2 separate regions of the Homo sapiens genome follow, and region 2 is linked to region 1. A link is an interaction called in ENCODE POLR2A ChIA-PET data of the cell type or tissue named here. Cell type or tissue: Caco-2. All regions are shown on one strand. Links, peaks and the distances in the headings refer to the core of each region. The heading gives the core; the rest is flanking DNA.

Region 1 (5,376 bases), core at 298-5,297:
ACATTTTACCTTTTTAAATTGTCCTACAGTCTTAGGATATTCTATTCCTTTTTTTTTTCTTTGCTTTTCAGTTTTGGAAGTTTTTATTGACGTATCTTTGAGCTCACTGATTCTTAGGCCATGTGCAGATGATCTGGTAATATGCATTCTTTTTTTCTGTTGCTGTTTTTTTTTATTTCTGGCATTTCCTTTTGATTCTCAGAATTTTCATCTCTTTGCTTATATTACCCATCAATTCTTAACATGTTCTCTACTTTTTCCACTAGAGCCCTTAGCATGTTAGTAGTTATTTGCAATTGTTGGCCTAATAATTGCAAAATATCTGCCATATCTGAATCTGATTCTGACACTTGCTTTGGATCCTCAGACTGTTTTATTTTTCCTAACCTTTTAGCATGTCTAATGGTGTTTTTTGTTTGTTTGTTTGTTTGTTTTTGAGACAGGGTCTCACTCTGTTATCCAGGCTGGAGTACAGTGGCACAGTCTTGGCTAACTGCAACCTCCACTTCCCGGTCTCAAGAGATTCTCCAGCCTCAGCCTCGTGAGGAGCTGGGACTGCAGGCGCAAGCCACCAACACCTGGCTAATTTTTCTATTTTTGTAGAGATGGGTTTTTGCCATGTTGTCCAGACTAGGTTCAAACTCCTGAGATCAAGGCAGTCCGCTCACCTTAGCCTCCCAAAATGCTGGGATTACAGGTGTGAACCACTGAGCCTGGCTATTTTTTTTTTTTTTTTTTTTTTGTTAAAAGCTAGATATGATGTATTGGGTAAAAGGAACTAAGATCAGTAGGACTTGAGTATGAAGTTTCATGTTTATCTGGCTAGGGGTTAATCTGTGTTTATTTGCTGTTGATGTCAGAGGCTAGAATTTCCTATAGTGTCCTTGATCTTGTCTACTCTGTGGTATTTGGGTTTCCCTAGAGACTCCCTTTTATTTTTACTTTTTTAGAGACAGGGTCTTGCTGTGTTACCCAGGCTAGAGTGCAGTGGCACGATCATGGCTTACTGCAGCCTTCAACTCCTGGGTTCAAGGGATCCTCCTGCCTCAGGCTCTTGAGAAGATGGTACTACAGGCATGCGCCTCCATGCTTGGCTAATTTATCTTTTGATTTTTGTAGAGGTGGGGGCTCACTGTGTTGCTAGGCTGGTCTTGAATTCCTGGGCTCAAGTGATCCTCCTGCCTCGGTTTCCCAAAGTGCTGTGATTACAGGCATGAGACTCCTTTTTAAATAGAGCCTGAGCCTTACCATTCTTTCAGTTGTGATTTCCTGTTTTACAGGAGCTCTGTTGATTGTAGTAAGATGAGTGTTGTGGAGCGGGGAGAATAGTCTGTATGTAGTCCTGTGATTAGGCTCAGGTTTTTTGTGGGACAGTGCCCCTGGGCTTTCACCTTTACAAATGCTTCTCAGCTTTTTTACCCCCCTTAGGTGGAACAAGAAAGCTAGAGAGAGAACCCTAGTTGGATATTTTCCTTATTCCACTTGGTCAGGCTTTGATATACCCGCTGTTGGTTAGCCTCTGGTAAAATAATTTTCCTTAAGGTCAGTCCTTTGTTAAGGATAACAGAATGTTCTGGGAATATTTGAATATGGTTACTTTTTCCTTTTTTCCTTTCTCCTTCCAGAAGCACAGGGATTTTTTTCTCTTTTCTTTACCCTGACAACCTGATGGGGCTTTTGGAGTTAAAAATCATGGAAGTAGCTGGGCACGGTGGCTCACGCCTGTAATCCCAGCACTTGGGAGGCCTAGGCAGATGGATTACTTGAAGTCAGGGGTTTGAGACCAGCCTAGCCAACATGGTGAAACCTCATCTCTTCTAAAATAATACAAAAATTAGCTGGGCATGGCGGGTGCTGTTAATACTCAGGAGGCTGAGGCAGGAGAATTGCTTGAATCCGGGAAGCGGAGGTTGCAGTGAGCCAAGATCGCGCCATTGCACTCTAGCCTGGGTGACAAGAGTGAAACTCCATCTCAAACAAACAAACAAAAAAAATCATGGAAGTGTGGGGAGCCCCTTAAGGCTGGTTTGCCAGGAGTTTCCATCTGTCAAACTAGTCCATATTTAGACTGTCTTAATTAATCTATTTAAGTTTTTCTTCCAGTTGTTGGCTTCAGCAATAGTTGCTGCTTCTGGTAAGCTGTGATTTTCTGTATTTGCTTGTTTCTTTAGTTTTGGAGGAGGCAGCAGATTGTCCTGTGATCTCGGTTCTCTGATGGATCTAAGAGAAGCTACTGATTTCCAGTTCAGTTTTTTTTTTTTTCTGTTGTGTGGACAGGAGTGACAGCTTCACTAGTTGAACTCAAAACTGGAAGTAGTATGAATTTTTCAGTGTCTGAATTTGCCTTCAATTTAGTTTGAGTCCCACGACTTAGAAGTAGGCTGTTCTACTAGGAGCTTTTTAAACCATTACAGTTATTTAATTTGATTCATTTAATCTCTATTGAGGATCTACTAAGTTTCATGCATCTTTTATTATGTATAGTATTTCATGCACTGGAAATATTAAGATGCTTCTATCCCCATACTTCTTTTTTCAAAGGCTTTTTCTCATTGTTCTCTAGAGGATGGGTCTATCTCTTATATTTTGCTAAAGATTTGTTGCCTTTTGTATTTTATCTTTCCTTCTATTAGCAAATGTTTTTCTCTATTAGCTCATTCTCATGAGTATCTAATTATGCTTTCATACATCATCTTAAGGAAGCCACCTTGGGTCTTTCCACACCCCCTAACTTCTGCAATCTCTGTTCACTTTCATTATCAAGAGTTGTCTACTTATATTGTTACAATCTCTCAAATTTAGTTTACTTTTCAATCTATTCCATTCTGGTTGTCGCTTCTGATACCACTGTGAATGCTCTGTCATCAGGGTCCTCCCTGTTGCAAAATCCTTCTTCTCTGCGTGCCACATACTCCTACCTCCCCACCTCAGGCTCTGGCAGCCACAGATCTTACTATCTGTCTAGTTTTGCCTTTCCTGGAATGTCATAGTGTTGGAGTCATGCAGTGTGTAGCTTTTTCAGACTGGCTTTCACTTAGCAATATGAAAGTTTTTTTCATGTCTTTTTGTGACTTGGGAGCTCATTTCTTATTATTGTATATATCTACCACAGTTTGTTTATCCATCATCTAATGAAGGACAGCTTGGTTGCTTGATGTTTTTGGCAGTTCTGAATAAAGCTGCCGCAAACATTCCTGTGCAGGTTTTTATGTGGACTTGTTTTCAACTCATTTGGGAAAATACCTGTGTGTGCAATTGCTGAGTCATGTAGTAAGCCTGTGCTTAGCTCTGTAAGAGACTGCAGACTGTCTCAACTCGACTGTACTGTTTTTGCATTTCCACCAGCAATGAATATGAATTCATTTGCTCTGCATTCTTAGCAGCATTTGGTGTTGTCAGTGATTGTAGCCTGTCTAATAGGGGTGTGGTAGTATCCATTGTTTTAATTAGCATTTCTCTAGTGATATAGGGTGTTGAGCTCCATTTCATGTTTTTTTTTTTTCTCTATTATCTTTGGTGATACATCTGCTCAGATTTTTTGCTCTTTTTTAAGATTTTTTCTTTATTGTGTGTTAAGAGTTCTTGGTATATTTTAGATACCAGTCCTTTATAAGATGTGTTTGACAAATATTTTCTCCTAGTCTGTGGCTTGTCTTTTCATTTTTTTTAAACAGTGTTTTACAGAGAAGAAAAATTTTCAATTTTAATGAAGTCTACCTTATCAATTTTTTCTTTATGGGTCATGATTTTCGTGCTGTGTTTACAAATATATTGCCAAACAAGATTTTCTTCCTCATTATCTACAAGTTTTACAGTTTTGAATTGTATGTATAGGTCTGTGATACTTTCTGAGTTAACTTTTGTGAAAGATAAAAGGTCAGTGTTGGATAGATTATTTTTCCTTTTGCATGTGGTTGTCCAGCACCATGAAGACTCTTCCTTCTCCACTGAATTGTCTTTGTACTTTTGCCAAAGATCAGATTTACCTCTTAAATCTTTGTCAAACCTGTCCACTTCTCACCATCTCCATTTTCAATCTCTTCAAGCCACCATCCTCTCTTGCCTAATTATTGCAGTAGTCCTTACTGGTCTTGCCTTATCTGTTGATCCCTGTTTTATTCACAGAATATGATTTGTGATTTTAAAGGCATAAATAAAATGCCTTTTCTGTTTAATATCTAATTGCTTTCCTTTATACAAACAACAAAATCCAAATTCTTTATCATGGCCTGTGAGACCCTAAATGATCAGGCCCTACCTTTTCTTCCAACTTTACCCTCATTCTTCCTCTCCAGCCACCTTTGGCTCATTTAGTCTCTGAATGTGTTACTGTCTACTACCTTAGGGGATTCCTAATGACTGGAATGCCCCTTTTAAGTCTCAGCTTAAATGTTTCCTCTTCAGGGATGCCTTTTCTAGTCATTATATCTAAACATTTAGTTCTCTTCCTTGACTTTTACTCTCTAACATTACATCAATTCTTTACTACTATTTTGCCCAATTTAAAAGCATATATTGTTGGTCTATTTATTGTCTGACTTCCTGAGACCAGGGATCACGTCTGTCTTGTTTGCTATTGTTTTTTTTAGCAGCTGCTACACAGTAGGCGCCAAACAAATATTTTAAGGAAGAAGACATAGGCAGCCTTTGAGATGCCCAAATTTAGTGAGGAAGATCCATATGTATGTAGGTAAATTATAGTGCCATTTTAGTGCTGTTAGAAAGTTGTAGTTTTGGAAAACAAGTAATGAAAGGTTAAGAAAGAAAAATCTTTCGGATTCTTCCTCAAGTGTGTGAACTTTATAGCTGTCAATTTATGAAGTCTTATTGCCTAGGTTTCTTTTTTTTTTTTTTTCCATTCTTTGTCACTTTTATTCAGTAGGTTTTTTTTCCCTTATTTTCAGTGCCAGACATGGCGAGGAGTGATTACAGCCAACTGTTATTAAAACATTTGTTCACAACATATACCCCCTTTATACCACTGACCCCAAACTGACTCATTTTATGTGCTTTCATTCTTTCTTTTTTTAATATACCACTATCAAGACCGGGTGGAGGGGGCAAGGGTAAGAGAGATGAAGGGGAGGAGTCCAGGAGGCCAGAAGAGGGGAATGCTACAAGCCACAGTAAGAATGAGCTGTATTTAATTTAAAAAAAAGGGGGAAGGGGTGTACCCCACAAATGATACAGTAATGAGGATACACAATTAAATCCCATAGCATGACTGAAAGCTTTCACTGTGTTTGACATCATCACAATGGAATTGCCTAGGTTTCTTAGCTAAAAGTAAGTTTGTATCTTTTATTATTTGATAGTGGGGGGTTAGCGTCCTAGAAGTCCCAGACTTAGGTTCTCAATTGTCTTAAGAAACCATCC
Region 2 (5,376 bases), core at 228-5,227, 360 kb before region 1:
TGGGCATGAAAGGCTGAGCAGGAATTGCACTTTAGCTGATCGTGAAGGAAAGAGAGTATTTGTGGGTATGGCAGGTGGTCCCAGGATCGCAGTGAAATGTCTCTTCTGCTGCCTCCATCTCCTGGCAAAGCTCCCTGTCCTATGTCGTGTGCTAGGGAGAAGCGTCCTCCTTTCAGAGGCCTCTGGGGGAAAGTGAAATTTAATTGTAGTTCTTTGAAACATTTCTGGGATTAGATAAAAGATGGGGAAAAGATCATTTCAGCACCCTCAAGGGTTTCTAGTCATGCAAGGGGTAAAGTCTTGAATATGCTTTTAATGGAAACTGTCCCTTTTTAAGAGAAGTCTACCTGAATGGGCTGTTTAATTGAGAGGCTATGGCTGGAAGCAGTCATTGCTGCCCTGTTTAAGGATTCAAAGACTGTCTTCATGGTAGGCAGAGGTATATCTTTGCAGCCAATGTTTCCTTTGGGAAACGGCTTCTTTCTGCCTGTGGACTCACACTGTGGCTTGTCTGCAAACACTGCTGTGGTTCTTGTGGAGCTGTGTATATTAGGTCCAACTTCGCTGTTTGCTGGAAGGAGGAGCAGAGACCCCAAGCGCATAGGAAGAGCAGGCTGGCATCACCTTGGCCTCGTGCTGGAGAAGGGACCACACAGACTTGGTCTGGGCTCAGCAAATCTCAACTCTTTAAGATGGAATAACCTAGAGTTTAAGACATATCAAAAGTGTAAACATAGTTGCTGACCCGGGTAGTTTTATGGAGGGAGGTATTCCTTCGAGAGAATTCATCTAGCTATACCTTATGATTTGTGCAATTTTCTATATGAATGTTATGTATCAATAAAACATTTGAAAATGAAAAGGCAAGGAGCTGTCCATTCTTTGGGTAATTTGGGAGATAGAGCTACATCCCCATTCCCTCGCCCCCCACACTGCATGGGTATAGCCTCCCCTGATACAGCTCCTGGGCATGGGGTGGAACACTTCCACCGAAGGGTATGGACTTGCACATTGTCATCTCTGGGAAGTTCTGAGACTGGAAAGAGGAGCTTGCTAAGCAGGCCTTTTATGGGGTGAGAGGAAATTCTCCCTCTCTCTAAACCTCATGGCCCTGGGCCCTGGGAAATTTTGGTAATACGAATTGGTGGCTTTGACTTGGGTAGAAAAGGATCTTGTAGATGAATGCTCATTAATCCTTTAAAAAATGGATGCTTATTTGATAAACATAAAATATAAACATTCCATTTAAGTGGAAGGAGTGGTCTGAACCAATAACCAGAGACTGGAAGACTGAGGTGTGCCGGGAACTGAGTGTAGGCTGGCTTAGCTGCATTGAAGCTTGGTGTGGACTCTTGGAGCTACATCTCTAGAAAGGGCATGTTGCTGTGCTCTCCCGTTCCCATTCTCAGCCCCGTTGTATTGTAATCATCTATTTGTCAGTATCTTCCTCTAGACACTAAGTTTGCAGAGGGCAGGCACTAAGGCTTTGTGTTGTCTTAATTTTATTTTTAAAATCAGATGGGGTTTCACCATATTGCCCAGGCTGGTCTTGAACTCCTGAGCTCAAGCGATCCTCCCATCTCAGCCTCCCAAAGGGCTGGGATTAGAGGCATGAGCCACTGTGCCCGGTTGACACTCAGTCTTTGACTTTCAGCACAGCTCTTGGGCTTAGGAAGTGCTCAGTGAGTGTCTGTTAAACAAATGCCTGCCTCTTTATGTGCACCTATCTCGGGACGTGTGTTCCCTTCTAAGCAATTTTCCCCTAGAGGCTCAGCTCCCTATCCCCAAGCCCAGTGTGAGGCCTGGCACAAATTCAGAGCTGTGTAGACACCTGGCGGGGGTGGGGGGGGGGGCAATAAGGTCCTTAACTAACTGAAAGCAAGAAAAAAAAGCTACGATTCTTTTTTCTCTCTCTTTCTTTCTTTCTTTTTCTTCCTCTTTTTTTTTTTTTTAGACAGAGTCTCACTCTGTCACTCAGGCTCAAGTGCAGTGGCACGATCTCGGCTCACTGCAACCTCTGCCTCCCAGGTTCAAGAGATTTTCCTGCCTTAGCCTCCTGAGTAGCTGAGATTACAGGTGCAAGCCACCATGCCTGGCTAATTTTTGTATTTTTAGTAGAGACAGGGTTTCACTATGTTGGCCAGGCTGGTCTTGAACTCCTGGGCTCAAGTGATCCACCTGCATCAGCCTCCCAAAGTGCTGGGATTGCTGTGGGCGTGAGCCACTGTGTCCGGCCTTGATTGTTAAGTACTCAAAAAGCAAAGTAGCATGGATCCTCTTTGTGTCAAGGAATAGGGTATGTCTGCTTATGAAAAGTTAAGCACTCGGGACTATTTTCATAAAAGTATGAAGTCATTCACAAGCATCACCTTGAGGATGAAACACTGAGTCTGACAGTGGGGCAAAGAATACCAGATTCTCTTTTAGGATGAATTCATTTCCCTTCTTCCAGAACTGACCCACTCCTGATGGGGCCTGAACAAAGATGGAAAAATGTGATGCTAATTTTACTACCCAATTTTATTTCTGTTTCAGCCCATTTTCCTGTTGCCAAGTTTCCTATTTGCCCACAAGGGGGGAGAAGTTGATGATATATTTAAAGGTTTAGAATCCTTTCGGTGTATCACACCATCCTAATTTTCCCCTGAGAAACCTGATGCTCCCGGAGGTACACAGAGTTTGGCGGCATAATAATCACAACAACTTCTATTTGTGGAGGATTTATGGGGAGCTGGAGCTGGACAATGGGCTGGCTAAACATTACATTCAATGATGTCATTTGATAGCACAACTTCCCATTTTACAGAGGAAGACACTGAGGCTCAAGCAAGTTTAGGAATCTTGCAGAAGGTCACGAAGCCAGTAGGTGGCAGACCTGGTACTTGAACATGGGCTGACTGCAGACTTGTGACACCTCTTTTCTAACTGCCTTCCTGGAGGAGAGAGGGTTGGATTATGATTCTGCTGGGTTCCAAAGTGGTGGAGGATGTGGATTATGAACCAGAGCGTAGAACATTTTCAGAAGACCACAAAGGCCTGTGAAGTCCCATTTACTGCTCAGACTTAGTACGTGCTTGGTGTCACTTGGGTCTCTGGGAGAGTCTGGCTTTTTCACATTATACTGGCTGCCACCAAGACACAGGTCTAGATGTCCCAGTGCAGAGTTGCAAACAGTTGCTATAGTCCTGTTCTTCTAATGCTTCCCAGGATGGTGCTTCAGATCCTCTTGCCCTCACCTGCCTCTTGTCTCAGCTGCTGTGGCACATGGGCTCCAGTTGACATCACACAGGTACAACAGTGCCTTGCCTATGTGCACACTGGTCACCTCCCGGCTCAGGGCAGAGACCTGCCTGGTGCCCATACATGTGCAAGCTGGAAGTGTTGGGGAGTTAATGCCCTCTGGGGTGAATCTTTGCCCAGTGAAGGCAAGAGATGATGGTCAATTCTTCCCTTCCCTGCATTCCCATGGACAGACTTTAGATGCCATTCACATGATTTCTCTGTGAGAAGCACCTGGGGTTTAATGAGTGTTAAATATATTTTGAATGAGTGCCCACAGATGTAGCCATCATTGGCACCTGGTGGCAGGCAGCTCAGTAACTGGCCCTCCTGAGTTGGTTCTCTTTCCTTCTCTGCTTCCTTCCCTTTCTCCCTTGGCCCTGCTCCCTGGGATTATACTCCCTAACAAAATAGGGACGTCTGAAGAATCCTATATTCATTCATGGTCTTCTGAGATAGCCAGCACACCTGGCATCAACAGGTGCTTTGAGTGAAGAGTGAGACACACTGAGATGGATGGAAAGTCTGTGACCTGGGCTGGGAGGCAAATTGCAGAGTGTCACCTCCATCATATTTCAAATAAGTTTCCGTTTAATTTCCACAGATCCATTTTCTTCTCCCCACTTACAATTCACCTTTTAGTGGCTTCCCTACGTGACTAAGACATGTGAGAAAACGGTACTTAAATACTAAAGGTTAGTCCAGCCCACTCGGTCTCTTTTTCAGGCACTTTCTTCTGCTGTAGGGAAGAGAGGTATGTGACATTAGTCTTTATGCTCACTTGACTGATACCTGATTGAGCAGCACTGTCCCAGGGTGGACCCCACTGCAGCTGTTCTCTGTGCAGGAAGTTCACACTCACAGCATTTGAGGAAGACAGGAGAAAGCTGCATTGGCACTGCTGACCTCCTGAGACCCAGGGGAAAGAAAGGGGAGATCCCTGCGCAAAGAGCAGAGTTAGGGGTTACAGTTTCTTACCACCTCGAGTGGGGTGGGTGCTTATGGACCGAAGAGGAGGGGTCTGATAGCATTCCAGCAGCCAGTTGAGCCCTGGAAACACTGAGTCCTTTTTTTACCCAGTCAGTGGGGTGTATTAGTCCGTTTTCATGCTGCTGATAAAGACATGCCGGAGACTGGGCAGTTTACAAAGGAAAGAGGTTTAATGGAGAATCCACAGTTCCACGTGGCTGGGGAAACCTCACAATCATGGTGGAAGGCAAGAAGGAGCAAGACACACCTTACGTGGATGGTGGCAGGCAAAGAGAGAGCTTGTGCAGGGAGACTCCCGTTTTTCAAAACCATCAGATCTTGTAAGACTTATTCACGATCACGAGAACAGCATGGGAAAGACCCTCCCCCATGATTCAGTTACCTCCCACCGGGTCCCTCCCGCAACACATGGGAATTCAAGATGAAATTTGGGTGGGGACACAGCCAAACCATATCAGGAAGGAACGGTACTTTTCCAGCAGTGTGTATACTGTTGCTACTCTGAGGGACTTCTATAAGATCCTCTCAAAAAACAGGGTTTATTTAATTTATTTTTTATTTATGATTTATTTATTTTTTTGAGACGAAGTCTCACTCTGTTGCCCAGGCTGGAGGGCAGTGATGCGATCTCGGCTCACTGCAAGCTCCGCCTCCTGGGTTCACGCCATTCTCTGGGACTACTCCCGTCACCACGCCCGGCTAATTTTTTGTAGAGGCGGGGTTCTACCGTGTTAGCCAGGATGGTCTCGATCTCCTGACCTCATGATCCGCCCGCTTCAGCCTCCCAAAGTGCTGGGATTATAGGCGTGAGCCACCGCACCCGGCCCCAAAACAGGGCCTATTAAGGGTAGTCCTGACTTTTACCAAGAGGCCAGAAATTCAGAGACACAAGCAACCCATAAATCAATACAGCTACACATAGAGCTTACACACAGAGCAATTGTGAGAGAGATGAAAATGAATGTAACTGGCACGAGCGGCTGCCCAAGCTTGGGGCACAGGGCTTATGATCCCAGGGCCTTATTGAGCCAAAGGGACTCAGTCCTGCCTCTTCCGGCTGAGCCAGATACGAGCCTGAGCGGCCCACGCCTGCAGCTGGCGTAGCTG

The links. ChIA-PET counts read pairs that join two places held together with the same protein. Peaks named below come from ENCODE experiments on the same cell type or tissue, not always from the same donor. Only the 100,000 strongest peaks of a DNase experiment are listed, where the experiment ranks them.
Region 2: POLR2A ChIA-PET joins it to region 1 with 6 read pairs; 1 of 35 experiments calls an interaction of 5 or more read pairs at or near these places.

Annotation. Positions count from the first base shown.
Region 1 is chr13:44,521,162-44,526,537 of GRCh38, reverse strand. All of the region lies in intron 1 of TSC22D1 (TSC22 domain family member 1), which reads left to right. Among named protein-coding and RNA genes, the nearest start is that of TSC22D1-AS1, 52 kb to the left of the region's middle. In Caco-2, for the core only: no CTCF peak of the experiment used is centred there; DNase peaks (open chromatin) are centred at 2,917 and 3,252.
Region 2 is chr13:44,877,129-44,882,504 of GRCh38, reverse strand. All of the region lies in intron 3 of LOC105370187 (a long non-coding RNA gene), which reads left to right. Among named protein-coding and RNA genes, the nearest start is that of TRE-TTC2-1, 38 kb to the left of the region's middle. In Caco-2, for the core only: a CTCF peak has its summit at 2,832 (motif pointing right); a DNase peak (open chromatin) is centred at 2,884.